2 separate regions of the Homo sapiens genome follow, and region 1 is linked to region 2. Evidence: read pairs that join two places in POLR2A ChIA-PET (ENCODE). Cell type or tissue: Panc1. All regions are shown on one strand.

Region 1 (8,000 bases), 82 kb after region 2:
TGCAAAGGTGATATCAGGTTTAGTTTTCCGTTGCAGAGATTTGAACTCAGGTGGAGCTGGGTTAGAAGCAGCTAGCGGTCAGGTGCGTCATTCCAATGGCATGCATTGAAAGCTGTGAGCTCGCAGCAAACTGATTAGATGGAGGGGAGATTGGGAGCGATGGAAAGCTGCTTGCTCATGATTCAGGATCAGTTGTCAGGTGGTTAAATCCCAAGCGTGTAAAGGAGCGGGCTAGGCAAACCCAAATACAAATCACTCTCAAGCATGATGGCAGCAGCTGGCAATTAGCAGAGGTTTCTCCGATCTGAAGGTTAAGTCTGGGAACCCGTGTGGTCACCAAGTCCTTCCCCTTAGGAATACAAAGTGCCTTCAATTGCAGCGTGTTTGCATATGTTTCTGTTTTCCTCACTTTGAAATATATAAAATAGAGTCAGACGCGTGTCAGCCAGGTATTTCACGACCATTTATACCTCTCCCCATCTTTCACTTCAAAGATGAGGCTCAACCCAGGCCAATGATTCAATCATTGAAATATTTATTGAACACCTACTATGGCTGGGCACTGAGTACTACTGAGGACAAATAGATGAATGAGATATAGTCCCTGCCCTCAAGGGACTTAGAGGCTATCTAAGGAGACAAACTTAAATGCCATATAATGACATGCAATTGTTTACTCTGAGGTATAAGAAAAATGCTATGAGACTCAGATGAAGGTGACACCAATTCTTCAAGCTAGGTTTGAGCTGGGCATCAAAGAGTAAGCTCACCAGGTGAGAGGGTAGGTGAATGGGAGGGTGGGAAGCCCATATTCCAGACAGCTGGAATGTCATGAGAAAGGAGGGTGTGGAAGGGTGCAGACTGGAGGAGCAACAGGACTGGCCACCTTGTCTGGAAGGCATGGTGCTCTTGGAGGAGAGAAGAGGGACCAGGGCAGAAAAGAGAGCAAAGGGGTGGCTGCAAAAGCTTTAAGTGCCACCATAGCCACCATCACTCCCTTCTGACCAGGAGAATGGCCAAGATAAACTAATTCAGCTTGTGCAAAATTAGAAAGAGATTTGTAACTGGCCTAAATTGTCCTCCTACCCTATGTCTGGGCAAACATCTTGTCTCAAGAAGACACCAGAAGATGCAGGACTATTAAAGCTCAATAAATTAGTAGGGGTAATGACTTTTACTGCTGAGTTGTAAGAGCTCTTTATATATTCTGGATACAAGTCTCTTGTCAGAAATAATATGAACTTGCAAATATTTTCTCCCAGTCTGTAGGTTGTCTTTTCACTTTTTTGGTGGAATTCTTTGAAGCACAAAAGTTTAAAATTTTTGATAAAGTCCAATTTATTTATCTATTAACACTAATAATTTTAAATAAATCATAGATCATCAGAAAATAGAGGTCTGGCCAGTTGCTTCAGGTCAAATTTTTCTAAATCTATCCAGTCAAGTGTGAAAGATGTCAATTGTTACCGTTTGAATATACATTTAAGAGAATTTTAATGTCTCAGCATGTACATTTTTAAGTAACCAGAGTACAGATCTACACTAAATGGGCAGTAAGATATTCCAAATATGGGATCTGTGTCTATTACTGAGTCAAATTTAGATTTCTGGCTTTTGGTTATTGGTGTTCTGAAACTTTTGTCTTTTCTTCTCAAGAGCTGGTTTAGCATCCAGACCCAAATATGTTATAATGTTGACTTTATTATTTAAGTCATATATTAGTTCCTAAAAATTATGAAATATCATCCCAAACTATTGATCTATTAAAAAGCTAATTTATAAAAATGTTATCTCATTTATCCCTCTCCTAAAGAGAAGTAACTAGTTCCTATCGGGAAAAAATGAGTATAAAAAACACAGAGGAAAACAGGGGAAGGAAGATTATAATTTGCATTTAGAAGGAAATAGTGTTTTAAACCTGTTGCTGAATTAAAACTTGGTCTCATTTGTCATCATCAGTGCTCAGGGTATCGCCTGGCCAGGAGTAAGTGCTTAATAAATGTCTGTGAATGAATGATTGAAGGAGGCCAATTAATTACCTCCACAGCTATTTATTGGCCTAATTTAGCAAGCACCATGGCAAGATTCACCATCAATTTTCTCTAAATTAAAGGAAGCCAGATGCTAGTGCAATAAGTCCTCACTTAATATCAACAGGTTACAGGAAACTGCAACTTTTTTTTTTTTTTTTTTGAGACGGAGTCTCGCTCTGTCGCCCAGGCTGGAGTGCAGTGGCGCGATCTTGGCTCACTGCAAGCTCCGCCTCCTGGGTTCACGCCATTCTCCCGCCTCACCCTCCTGAGTAGCTGGGACTACAGGCGCCCGCCACCGCGCCCGGCTAATTTTTTGAATTTTTTTAGTAGAGACGGGGTTTCACCATGTTAGCCAGGATGGTCTCAATCTCCTGACCTCGTGATCCACCCGCCTCGGCCTCCCAAAGTGCTAGGATTACAGGCGTGAGCCACCGCACCCGGCTGGAAACTGCAACTTTAAGCAAAACAACATATAGCAGGTCCTTGAAGAACGTCGTTTATTTCAACCTAGAACACTGATGAGGGGAAAAACTAGTTTTTTTAATATTTCAATTCACTTAAGTCACAGTTTCCAAGTAAATGATGATGATAAGTAAAGACCTGTGTACAGCACTGGGCTCACAACAACACCCCTTTTATAAGTTTCCCATTACAGCTAATCTTTGACAACTCCAATATAAATGTTTCACTGAAGAAAAATGATTTAATCCTATGAACATTAGAAATTAACAAGAGTAATCCATAACTGAAAAACAGAATCATTCTTACGGTCTTTTCTCGAAAGAAGGTATAATGGGTCTCAACTTTTACTACTGCTTCTGAACCCCCCTGCCCCATGCTTTTGTTCTTTCACATAGACCTCCACTGTCCTTGCAGAAAATCAGATGTTTCCAGGAAAGTTCTCGTAGGTTTTGGTTATAATACACAATCAAATGAACCCCCATTAAATCAGTTTTTATCATTATTAGCCAGTGTCACGCACACACAAAAATATCTGCATATGCAGGACACAAACTTTAAGGTTATTAGAATTAGACATTTGTCCAGGGATTAAAATATTTCTATCAACAAGACCCTGTGTTGGCCAGTGCCTGTAGAAGCCCCTCACTTCTTGAATATGGTCAAAGCCTCTCAAAGGTTATGGAGTAGCTGTCTGAATTCCCAAGGACTGGATTCTGGCTGAATGCTGTCACCAGTTGGGTGTGGTTCTATATTAGGCTGGATGTCTTCAGCAAACATTCACCTCTCTAGTTGTTTTTTTTTTAAAAAAAAAAAAAAAACACTACTTTGTTCAAATTTTGTAAGCAGATGTAACTATAATCATTTAAAACTTCCCACAAAGCATTTTTAAAAATCAGGTAAAGAGAGACCCAATAACACACCCATCTCAGCAATTCTGCAGAATGTGCTTTTCACATATCACAACCGCTCATCGGGGAATAAGTTCTTGGAATACATAATGTTGCTAGGTACCAAATTCTTAGCCCTTGAAATACCAAAGGCATGACAAATTTTGGGCATTTTTAAAAGAAAAAGGAAAATTCTCAGGAAGAGGCCTCTTTCCCTTTTCTAAATTAAACACCTTATCTGTATTTATTTTTATTTTTATTTTTTTTTGAGACAGAGTCTTGCTCTGTTGCCCAGGCTGTAGTGCAGTGGTGCAGTCTCGGCTCATTGTAACCTCCGCCTCCCAGGTTCAAGCGATTCTCCTGCCTCAGCCTCCCAAGTAGCTGGGATTACAGACATGCGCCACCACATCCAGCTAGTTTTTGTGTTTTTAGTAGAGACGGGGTTTCATCATGTTGGCCAGGCTGATCTCAAACTCCTGACCTCAAGTGATCTGTGGCGCCTTGGCCTCCCAAAATGCTGGGATTACAGGCGTGAGATACTGCACCTGGCCAATACCCTATTTAAATGATATAACTTTGAACCCAACCCTGGCAGGAAATAACTTATGGGGGCCCTAAGAGGCCATCTGTGCATAGTTCCTTACTTAAACAAAGTAATGTGTGACACACCAGATGAAATATCATATTTGGAAGATATCATTATTTTCATCATCATCGTTGTCATCATCTATCAACCCTGAATAAGATACTGTTTAAAAATAATAGGCCGGGCATGGGCATGATGGCTTATGCCTGAAATCCCAGCACTTTGGGAGGCTGAGGCGGGTGAATTATTTGAGGTCAGGAGTTTGAGACCAGCCTGGCCAACATGGTGAAACCCTGTCTCTTCTAAAAATACAGAAATTAGCCAGGTGTTGGTGGCAGGCATCTGTAATCCCAGCTACTCAGGAGGCTATGGCAGGAGAATTGCTTGAACCCGGGAGGTGGAGATTGCAGTGAGCCGAAATTGCACCACTGCACTCCAGCTGGGGCAACAAAGTGAGATTCTGCCTCAAAACAAAAAACAAAACTACTCTGTGTGTGTGTGTGTGTGTGTGCGCACATAATACAATAGTACATATATATATATATATCACACTCATAGCTATTTTGTTCCTTTAAGTCCTCAGATTGGGCTACCCTAAGTTGTTAGTGTTCTCATCTATTGTAGTGACAAGCTACTATATTTCTATTTATGTTTCTATTTCTATTTCTTGGCCTTCATTTTTACCTCCTTTCCTGTTAGCCTAGTAAGCTAATTTTTTAGACCTCAGGGGAGCATTCACTCACAGGACTCTCACTGTACTTAACACATTTAAATGCCCATCTCCACTTTCATTCTTCTTTTTGGCACCATGAGAGCCCGAGTGACTAATTCTAAGACAAGCGAATAGAGATGGGGGTGTGCGATTCTGCTGTGGGGACCTGTTGGAGCACTGCCTAGCTTTCTGGACTCAGAGTGCTTACATCCCCAAATATAAATGAACATCTTGAGGGAACCTTAAGATAAGTTGGCAGCATCCAGAATTTTGTGACAGTTTTAAGATTGCCGGTTCTTGTCTAAAGCGTCAATAAGAGTTACGGTTTCCTTCAGCAAGTGTCAAATATATATTTACATCATGGCAACTCATATTTATAGCAAAAGAGGAAAGATTCCTTTCAAAGAAACTTAATATATGTAACCCTCCTGCTCAGAAATCCAATTTATACTTCATGGACACAGAATGTCATGTCTAGCAGTATTTCAAAGGGGAAGCAAGAGAAACTTAGCAGACACTTTACAAACGAAGCCCGAAACAAAGCGAAAATGGTTTTTCCAAATCTCTAGGCATAAGGTTGTCCAAATGGCCCAAAGATATACTAAGATAGAATGAGGCTACAAGGAAGTTTGGAGGACAGAAATAAAAATACACCCAACCAACAATGGATGTTATGGAAAATGAATGGGGAAGCCAGTGAAGGAGAGAAACAGTCTGTGCCGTGCATCTCAGCTTTACAACCATGCAGGCGTCCTCAGCTCAGTGAGGCCCCAGGCCTGGGTCACATGCTGCAAAAACAAGGAACAGGAAGTGGACTTGGGCAATGGAAGGCTGGGCTTCTGGCTGCCAGAGTGGCAAAGGGCGCCCCCTGCCTCTGAGATGGACATCCTACCTTAGGTCAAGCTCCCAGCTCACATCCATTAAAAACAAAACAAAACAAACAAACAAACAAACAAAAACTCCCTCAAGTTCCAAGACAAGCTCCAAGATAAAAGTCAATGAAGGGCCACAAAAAACCCTGGAAGACATTGACTTATCTCAAAGATATCTTGGATGTGTTATCAATGGCCATAGGCTCCCCCCATTCAGAAATTTCTAAGTGCTGGAGAGGTCTTCCATGTAAATGGATGCATGTTTTTCAAAATAACTAAGACGTAATTCCTTGGAGAATCCACATTTAGCCAAATACACTAGGCTTTTAAAGCAATATCTTTAATGTACAAAATCTCCACCACATATCTTTTTTTTTTTTTACACTGCTCCCTGTGGAGCAGGACTGCCCAATAGGCAGTGTGCCCAAAGCAGCCAATGATTTATCTTTAAGGTTGGCAAAAAGCTCATATGATTGAAAAACTAAGTATATACTGTTATGTACATTACACTTTGCATCTGAAGCATAAAGACTATTTCATATGAACAAACTATAGGCACACGTCTAGTAAAAAGAAAAAGGGAGAGAGACTATTAGATGTTTTTAAGTTCAGGGTCACTAATTCCTTTTGGATAATGCTTTTTATCATTTAAATCCAGAACACCTGACGGTGTCAAACACTTCAAATGCAGACTGAAAACAGAAAAGAATGTATATCTACATTTTTAATAAAGCACCATTTAGGAACATAGGGGTGTTATAATTTTTATAACCATTTAATATTTCTATGGAAAAGTAAATATTTCTTAATTTTGTGATCTAAATGACTGAGGATCATTCTTGGTCTAAGAGTCAATAAGAATGCAATTTTCTGGCTAAAAGGGATGAAAAATAAAAGTGTGCTTTAAAAATTATCTTCACACATATTTATACTGAAACGCATGGCCCTCATATGAAGGAGCGTTCCTGGGGAGGAGGGGGCCTGGGTCTAGTCCAGCACTGCCATGTCCTAGTGGTGAGCCCCTGGACAGTTACTTAGCCAGGGCCTCTGTACTTGGTCTCCTCACTGAGCCCATTTCCCAAGAATGCTGTGAAAAGTGAACAGAATGATGGCATCAAAAATGATTTAAGGTCGGGCGCGGTGGCTCACGCCTGTAATCCCAGCACTTTGGGAGCCCCAGGCGGCCAGATCATTTGAGGTCAAGAGTTCGAGACCAGCCTGGTCAACATGGTGAAACCCCGTCTCTACTAAAAATACGAAAATTAGCTAGGCGTGGTGGCGCACGCCTGTAATCCCAGCTACTCAGGAGGCCGAGGCAGAAGAATCGCTTGAAGCTGGGAGGCGGAGGCTGCAGTGAGCTGAGATTGTGCCACTGCATGCCAGCCTGGGCAACACAGTGAGACTCTGTCTCCAAAAAAACAAAAAAAAGCAATTTAAGAGCACCATGCTGACCAAGGTGGGTGTGCCCCACACCAAGACACTTCACCTCGTGATGTAGGAGTCTCATTGTTCTTGATTTATAGAGGAGTCAAGTGACACTCAACAGGATAAATAAGCAACCCAAGGTGATACAGCTAGCAAGTGACGGAGATCATATCTGAACCCAGATTCCAATGCCCATGGGCTTTTCAACTCTCCACATGGCCACTCATGGACATGAAGCAGTATTAGTCATTGACCATTTATGGACACTTTGTGCTGTGTTATTTGGACAAACTGTGTAACTTTATAGGGCCTGTGACACTTTTCTTTCTACAAAAAGTATCTCTCTACAAGTTAAAACATATAATAGCCAAGTGAGGAAGTTTACATTTTAATGAATCAATAATGCATTTTTTCTTAAATATCAGAAATAACCAAAATCTTTGTTTTCTTTCTTTTGTTTTTTTTTTGAGACAGGGTTTTGCTCTGTCACCTAGGCTGGAGTGCAGTGGCTCGATCTCAGCTCACTGCAACCTCCACCTCCTGGGCTCAAGCAATCCTCCTGCTTCAGCCTCTGAGTAGCTGGGACTTCAGGCACGCACCACCATGCCCGGCTAATTTTTTTTTGTATTTTTGGTAGAGATGGGGTTTCGCCATGTTGCCCAAGCTGGTCTTGAACTCCTGGGCTCAAGCAATCTGCCCACCTCAGCAGAAATAACCAAAATCTTAATTTGGCTAATGGCTGTTATATTAAAGTCTCTTTAAAATACACAACTGAAGGGTTTTTTTTTTTTTTTAAGAAAAAAAAACAGCATAATTTCTTTATGATTTTATAAACATTCTCTAAAGTATAATCTTGACATTTTATAAATAAAAATTTTCCCCCAAAATACTAATTAGCACTTATAATTTAAAATAATCTGTCGGCTGAGCATGATAGCTCACGCCTGTAATCCCAGCACGTTAGGAGGTCAAGGCGGGTGGATCACTTGAAGCCAGGAGTTTGAGACCAGCCTGGCCAACATA
Region 2 (8,000 bases):
GGTGCGTAGTTGTAAACACTGATTCTGAAGAAAGTAGACTGGCAGGGCAAAGCCCCCTCATCAGTCCCCCGCGAAAAAAAGATGATTTACCAAGCTCAGAATTTGGGCCGTGGAAAAACTCCTATGTTTACTTTTTCTTTTTTTAAAAAAAACAAATACAAATAAAAACAGCACAAAGAAAACCAAACACCGCATGTTCTCACTCATAAGTGGGAGTTGAACAATGAGAACACATGGACACAGGGAGGGAACATTACACACTGGGGCCTGTTGTGGGGTGGGGGGCTAGGGGAGGGAGAGCATTAGGAGAAATACCTAATGCAGATGATGAGTTGATGGGTGCAGCAAACCACCATGGCACGTGTATACCTATGTAACAAACCTGCATGTTCTGCACATGTATCCCAGGACTTAAAGTACAATTATAAAAAAAATAAAAAATAAACAGCACAAGAGCAAAAGGAAGATTTTTTTGGGGGGGTGGCGGGGGAAAGTCCCTTTATAGCTCATATACCTAGTGAACTAAATAGGACTCCAGTGTATGGATAATATGGGTGAGTCTTCTATATTTTATCAAGGAAAAAAAAAGATAAAATGGAAGGCCTCTCCCCATGGGAACCACTACATTAACTTCTCCCCAGCAAGTCACATCTTGCAGAGACAGCAACAACAAAGGTTCTTTCCCTTAACTTGGACGAAACAGCAAAATTCTTGACTAATCTGTTCCAAATTGAAGTTTCTTCTTGGGCTTGGGGATTGATGCTCTAAATCGTTTTGTGGAGAATCTCAGGATAGCTGGAGAGGTTAACCCCAGATTGACCACTGCTGGTCCAGTCCCTTGGTCTCTGGGGATGCCCTGGGAGCCCCCACTTCTAGCCAGGAGCTTGGGATGCCATTCTTCATTCCAACAGTTCCCAGATTTTCCCTCTGTAAACACCAAGCCCAGCCTTGGGCTGACTTGCCATTGTGTGTCTGAGAATTTATGGCTCAGATAAGGGAAGCTGCACAGGGCTGGGCCGGGTAGGAGGGGCAGGGTTTGCCACCCGTGAAATGACCCAGTATTGTCTTTTGCTTCATTCTCCATATCTCAATATCCACAACAGGCCAAGGGTAGCCAGCTCCGGAAGCTTCCATGATGCCAAATACCTTCTCAATGACTTCTTTTGTATATTTCCTTCTATTTTTATTAAGCTTTTATTGGAAAAATGGAGTGTATGCATATGATGAAAACATATTTATATATACATATATAATATATATACACATATATGTATACATATTTATATGCACATATGTGTACATATATAAAGCAACAATTAAAACATATGCAATGAAAATTTCCCCCATCTTAAAACCCTCCCAGTGTCAGCCCCTTCCTGGCAATGACTATCAATAAACTGTGCATCCTTCCAGGAATTTCCTATGCATAATATTCTCTACATAAGATATTCACAGAAAAATACAGATAAAGTTATTTTATACAAGTAAGCTCACACTATTCTAGCATCCTGTACCTTGCTATTTTCACTTGCTAATGTGCCTTGGAGGCAACAGACAGCTGTGCCCCATTCCTTTTACCAGCTACGTGGTATTCCATGGAATGGATGCAATGTATGTTTTAAAATATATCCTTTTCTTCATAAAATACTACATAATTCCATCCCGGGCAACAGGGTGAGAACCTGACTCTATAAAAAAATTTTAAAATTAGCCAGACTTGGTGGCATGCACCTGTGGTCCCAGCTACTCAGGAGGCTGAGGTGGGAAGATCGCTTGAGCCCAGGAAGTCAAGGCTACAGTGAGCCACGATCATGCCGCTGCACTCCAGCCTGTGTGGCAGTGAGACCCTGTCTCAAATTTTTAAAATTCCTACATAATTCTTATTTTGCAAAATTTGCATTACAGGAAATGCATGTCAACGAGGAAAATCCCTTCCTCCCCACTTTTTTAAACTTTTGGCTGGGCACAGTGGCTCATGCCTGTGATCTCAGCACTTTGGGAGGCTGAGGTGGGCAGATCACCTGAGGTCAGGTGTTCAAGACCAGCCTGGCAAAAAGGCGAAACCCTGTCTCTACTAAAAATACAAAAATTAGCTGGGCGTGGTGGTGCATGCCTGTAATCCCAGCTACTTGGGAACCTGAGGCAGGAGAATCGCTTGAACCCAGGAGGTGGAGGTTGCAGTGAGCGGGGATTGTGCTATTGCACTCCAGCCTGGGTGACAGAGACAGATTCTGTCTCAAACACCACCACCAACGACAAAAAAAAACAACAACAAAACAAAACAAAAAATTTCAGTTCCAGCACTTCAAAGTCCCCTGACCACAGGCTTCCCCAAAAGGAGGACACTGAGACATTCACTTGGTGGCCAGCAGAGAGAAGATCAAGGCCACGGCCCCAGAGCTCCGTCTCTGCTCCCTTGTCCCCCTCTTGAAGTCTCTAGGCCTTTGTCACCATGGTTACCTGCCAACCCCTTATCCCCCAGGTAGCGAGATAATCTTGCCCCTTCTCTGCCCATACAATCAGCACAGCCTAGGTCCACAGCGGACAGAAGATGCTGGTTGGGATGCAGTGAAGTCCCAAGACCACCCTTTCCTAGGATATGTACAGGATACAAAAAATAGAGCCCCTGCCTTCACGGACCTTCTGTGTCATATCAGAGTGACAACACACAGCCCCATAAGCTAAAACCATCTCCTATAAACTCTGCGAGTCCAACCCATTCTCACTCCTCCTCTGTTGCTTCAGCATTCCGGGCTTGGGAGGATGTTTTGTCGGTTATTTCATAGACTTTTACATGTTCACCCCTTAAATCTCCCAGGCAACGCGACCCCAAACATCCCAGCTAAAATTACAGATTTGAAACGCCTGCACATTATCATTGGATTTTTCTGAAACTTGGTCATTCAAGCAGAAAGGGAAAAAGTGTTTCTGGAAACTTTCTTCGTGAGACAAACAGCACAGCTGGCTAAACCTCTGGCACAGAACCATAATGCCAGGGGCAACAGGACTGACAATCAGGACAGTGGTCTCATTGAAGGAGCCGCAGATGCGATCCTGCCCTGGAGCCTCTTCATGGACACCCAGCTGAGCGAGAGAGACTCCCCTTCCCCAGCCCTGGCCTCAAAATAAACGCAGATGCTTGGAGCACTGGCTTTGATGAGCCATTCTCCCTGGTTTGGGAGCAGCAGCGTTTGCTCCGGATTTGTGCTGTCTTTAGCTGCTCAGCATTTACACAGGAGCTGCCAGAGTCCTGAACTCACCCCCTCGCTGGATGATTCTAGAAGAAGAAAAAAAAAATGCAGCTGTTTCAGCTTCTCCATCCTTGGAAAGAGCTTCCAACTAAGAGCTGGAAGGGGCCCAGCGCTGATGCTGCATCCTGAAGAAACTCTTTCCTAGACAGATTTTAGAGAGCTAGGCGTGTGGGATAGGAAGGAATGGAGGATGGGGGCAGAGGGAGGGAGGGGGTGGGGGTGGGCAGAGAGGTGGTTTAGGTCCCTTAGGGCCACGGAACAGGGGCATGGCTTTGGTGAGAAGGGAGTTTGTCATTAGACCAGACATAACCTGCATATTCTTCCAGGTTCACTAAAGTGTCTGAGCTAACCTAGTCAGGTCAGGCATTACTCGGGGCTACTGCCTGATCCTCTAGAACAGGGGTCAGTGAACTATATACCTAAATCAGACTCGACACCTGTTTTTATATGGCCCTCAAGCCATACAAATGGCTTTTACATTTTTAAATGACTGAGGAAAATCAAAAGAAGGATAATATTTCATGACGCATGAAAATTATATGAAATTTCAACTTTGGCGTCCATAGATATTTATTGGAACACAGCCATGCACTTTTGTTTACATAGTATCAGTGGCTACTTCCAGGCTACCATGCCAGAATTGAGTCATTGCAACACAGAATATATGACCACAAATCCTAGAATATTTCCTATCTGCTCATTACAAGAAAGCTTGCCAGCCCCAATTCTAGAGCAGGCCAACAGGCAAAATCAAGGTTATCTTTCAGGAACTACTACTATAGCCAGAGAGAATACAAATGTCCACAAACTTTTTATTGACAAAATTCAAAATATAATAATAATACTTTATTCCAATGCTTTGTGATACAGATCTACCAATGGGAGTGGAAATTTTTTTTAGTGGGGGTAACATTTTGCTTAATTGGGGTTCAACATTAGCATTTCCTATCATTAAATCAATTGCAAATGTTTATTCATAAAAATCATTCTTAGCTTGAAGGCCCTTGGCTGAGGTAGTTTTCCAACTCATGCCCTAAGACAAAAAGAAAAAAGTGGCTAGGCATCATAGCTCACACCTGTAATTCCAACATTTTTGAAGGATAAGGAGGGAGGATTGCTTGAGTCCAGGAGTTCCAGACCAGCCTGGGCAATATAGCAAGACCTTGCCTCTACTAAAAATTTTGAAAAATTAGCCAGGCATAGTCCCAGCTACACAGGAGGCTGAGGCAGAAGGATCACTTGAGCCCAGGAGATAGAGGCTGCAGTGAGCTATAATCACACCACTGCATTCCGGCCTGGGAGACAGAGTGAGACCCTGTCTCAAAACAAAAAATACAAAAAAACAAAAACCAGAAAAGTGACTTCAATTTTCTAATTTCATACTCCAGTCCTCTAAGAGTCTAATCAGGAACAAATATAAAAATTTTAAATGGAATCTGGGAAAACAAAATTTACATGGCCAGTTGTACAGTTTCCTCCTACCTCTGCCAAAAAGCCACCCCCTTAAAGGAACTGCACACACTAAACCTTGTTGGAGAGACTGTGAGATCTTCCAGGGGAAGAAATATGTTTATTCATTGCTGCATAAACACATTGACTTGTGAAATAAATCAATATATATGGAGCATTAACTATGACCAGACCTTGTGCTCGGATCCAGAGGAAGTGGAATAGGGGTGACAAATGCAATACAAATCAGTATGAAATGTCATCTACACTTAAGGACTTCCAATTTAGTGGGGAAGAGAGGGAATCAATGCCAATTAAGAGAACTAAACTTTGATGCTGATGATTCTACTAAAGTAGCATCTGACTAGCATATAGACAGTCTAGATTGGATCCTATAAATGAACATTTGTTTTAACATGGGGTAGAGCCTATTCAGCTTCTCTTACTCAGAAGAATCACTGCTCCCATTGGAGGAGAATTCCAGCAATTACCTAACTCAAAAGAATCTACAATCACTGCTCCACTTGGAGGAGAATTCCAGCAATTACCTAACTCAAAAGCCACAAGGAAGAGCATTTTGAAATGATCACAAGGGCTGATACAACACTGCCAATTCAGACCCTGATAATGCAGTTGCTGAACTCGTTACATCCAGAACTGTCGACACTCAGTTAAAAACACTCACAATTTCAACACTATCCAAGGGATAGAAATACTGAAGACTTAAGAATAGAGAAACATGGGAAGAATAATAGACCACCCAAACAGAATCAGCTAGAGACTGAGAAACCACTGCAGCTTTTGGGCCTCCCTAGAAGTCACCACCCACAGAGCCATGAGCTAGGAGGGATAGGAGCAAGATGGAGTAGAGACCCCAGGAGACTGGGCTTGGCATATCCCTCACCTGCTGACCCAACACAGGGAAGGTGAAGGGCACTCAACTTGGTGTTTTCAAATATCACTGGGGGCATTATACAAGACAAGGTCATAATACATGTGAAACATCTCCTTTGGTCCATGGTTTACTAATTCACACTCACCCATCTCCTTCCTAGTCCCAGACTTCCCAAGTCAAAGAACACTTCTGAACAACCAAATATGAGATACTATGAACTCCATCTAACCTAGCACACAAACAGTTATCACACAAGTGTAGCAGAAGGAATGTTTTACCAGAGTATCTGGAAAGCCTAGTAGAAATATTCTGCCTTAAAACCCTTCAGAGAGGCCAGTTCCAAGGCAAGAATCAAATGTGGCTTGAAGCATGATTTAGAAACTAGATGACTTTGGGTCAAGTCTGATCAAAGACAGTGAGGTGCTTCTTGGAAAGAAGTCACCACTGTACCCATCAAGTTGTGGTGGGGTGGTGGATGGGAGGACACAAACGTTTGTTGACTGATTGCTGTATCATAGACACTGTACCATATGCCATATGTACTTAATCAAGGGAGTATAACTTAGGCATCAGTGGTCAATGTTGCTTATGGAACCAAGGTCTTGGCAAAATAGCAGTCAATGGTATAGAGTGGTTATTCGATTTCCCCAGTGTGATGATGGGGTTTATTTAATAATTATTTATTGAGCTGTCATACTTCAAGATACAAAAATGAGCAAGATGCATTTCTGCCCTCAAATGCCTTAATTTCAACTCAGCAAGGTATCTGTGAACCAAGTGCTGAGAAACACAGAGGAAGGAGGACCTGTTGGCCTGAGAGGCTTAAGGAGAGAGCATCACATAGTTGGTTCCATTTCCAAGGGAGACTGAAGTCCTCCATATGTCTGAGGGATTCTACAGAGAGCTCAAATGTGTTTCCTACACTTCTCAGGAGTACTTCCCAAGAAACTGTATTATGGTTTTTTTGTGGGTCTTCACTGGTGCCACCCCTACGATAGGCTGTGTCGCTATTTGCCGTAAAGCCTCCCAGGCAAGGAGGGCTGCCACAGCAAAAACAGAACCCGTGTTAAGGGAAAGGTCCTTCAGAATGAGGGTACCAATCACCAGGTGTTCTGCCACCTGCAAGTGGATTGCTCTGCTTGCAAGAACCTGAAGAAGGATTCTTCTTTACCTTATCCACGGAATTCTCAAGACAGCGGCTTACAATTCTTTTCCGCTTCAATGCTAAGCATGTTTCTAAAATAAGCATTAGCTCTGTATTGACACAAGAAATTGACTGGGAATTTTCAGTCAGTCAGGGGCAAAACTGTGTCGTCCTACTGAAGCTTATACCCATACCTTATTATTCTATTAGCTCTTTCCAGCTGACACACTTGTAATTGCTTGGGTGGAATCCAGAAAAGGTGGAAGACACACCAAAATCAGAGCCCCTTCCAGGATAAGCTGATACACTTCCCATGGGCAAATGTTTAAAATATTGCCATTGTCCTCATTATATCCTCAGAGGCCAAGAGATTTAGAACATAAACGAATGTCTTCTAGTACAGTGGACTATAATTTCTGCGTGAGAAATGGTCCGTCTCCCTCAAGCAATGGAGTCTTGCTCCTTCTGCAGTGGTATCTCGCTTCTTCCAGATTTTCAGTGCACCTCTAAATCTAAGATAGTGACTGAAATTAAATTAGCTGTCCCCCAAAATACTAAAGCCAAGAAAATGGCCTAGAGGAGGAGAAGCAATGGCCCCCCATCTTCCAGCTCCTCAAGACAGTCCAAGAAGTTTCCAGAGAGAACCCATGGAGAAAGAAGCTTGTTCCAGGCCATGCACCAGATAGAGAAGTGACTACCTGTCTAGCTCCTCCACCACAGTGATGTCTAAGACAAAGTCAGCAAAATTGGGATCTTCAAAACTAGGTCACTCTGATCGGGACTAAATATACTATTTTCCCATGATAACAGGCACAGCAGCTCATGCCTGTAATCCCAGTACTCTGGGAGGCCGAGGCGGGCAGATCGCCTGAGGTCAGGAGTTCAAACCAACTTGGCCAATATGGTGAAACCCCGTCCCTACTAAAAATACAAAAAAATTAGCCAGGTATGGTGCTGGGTGCCCATAATCCCAGCTACTCAGGAGGCTGAGGCATAAGAATTGGTTGAGCCCGGGAGATGGAGGTTGTAGTGAGCCGTGATCGCACCACTGCACTCCAGCCTGGACGACAGAGTGAGACTCTGTCTCAAAAAAAAAAAAAAGGAATAAACTGGTTATCACTGGCCATCACTGAGGGAGTCTGGATCAGAGAGCCCCAGACCTGTCAACCATAAGAAAGCACCTGCCCTGTTCCAGGCTATGCAGCAGATAAAGAAGTGACTACCTACCCAGCTCCTCCCCCACAGTGATGTCTAAAACAAA

Evidence for each region. Peaks named below come from ENCODE experiments on the same cell type or tissue, not always from the same donor. Only the 100,000 strongest peaks of a DNase experiment are listed, where the experiment ranks them.
Region 1: POLR2A ChIA-PET joins it to region 2 with 11 read pairs; 3 of 35 experiments call an interaction of 5 or more read pairs at or near these places.

The regions. Positions count from the first base shown.
Region 1 is chr10:114,453,638-114,461,637 of GRCh38, forward strand. The region is part of intron 12 of ABLIM1 (actin binding LIM protein 1); the gene reads right to left. Among named protein-coding and RNA genes, the nearest start is that of AFAP1L2, 53 kb to the left of the region's middle. RefSeq lists an enhancer at 6,303-6,804. In Panc1, a CTCF peak has its summit at 5,552; a DNase peak (open chromatin) is centred at 5,464.
Region 2 is chr10:114,371,387-114,379,386 of GRCh38, forward strand. All of the region lies in intron 1 of AFAP1L2 (actin filament associated protein 1 like 2), which reads right to left. Among named protein-coding and RNA genes, the nearest start is that of AFAP1L2, 29 kb to the right of the region's middle. In Panc1, no CTCF peak of the experiment used is centred here; no DNase peak of the experiment used is centred here; H3K27ac peaks cover 995 bases.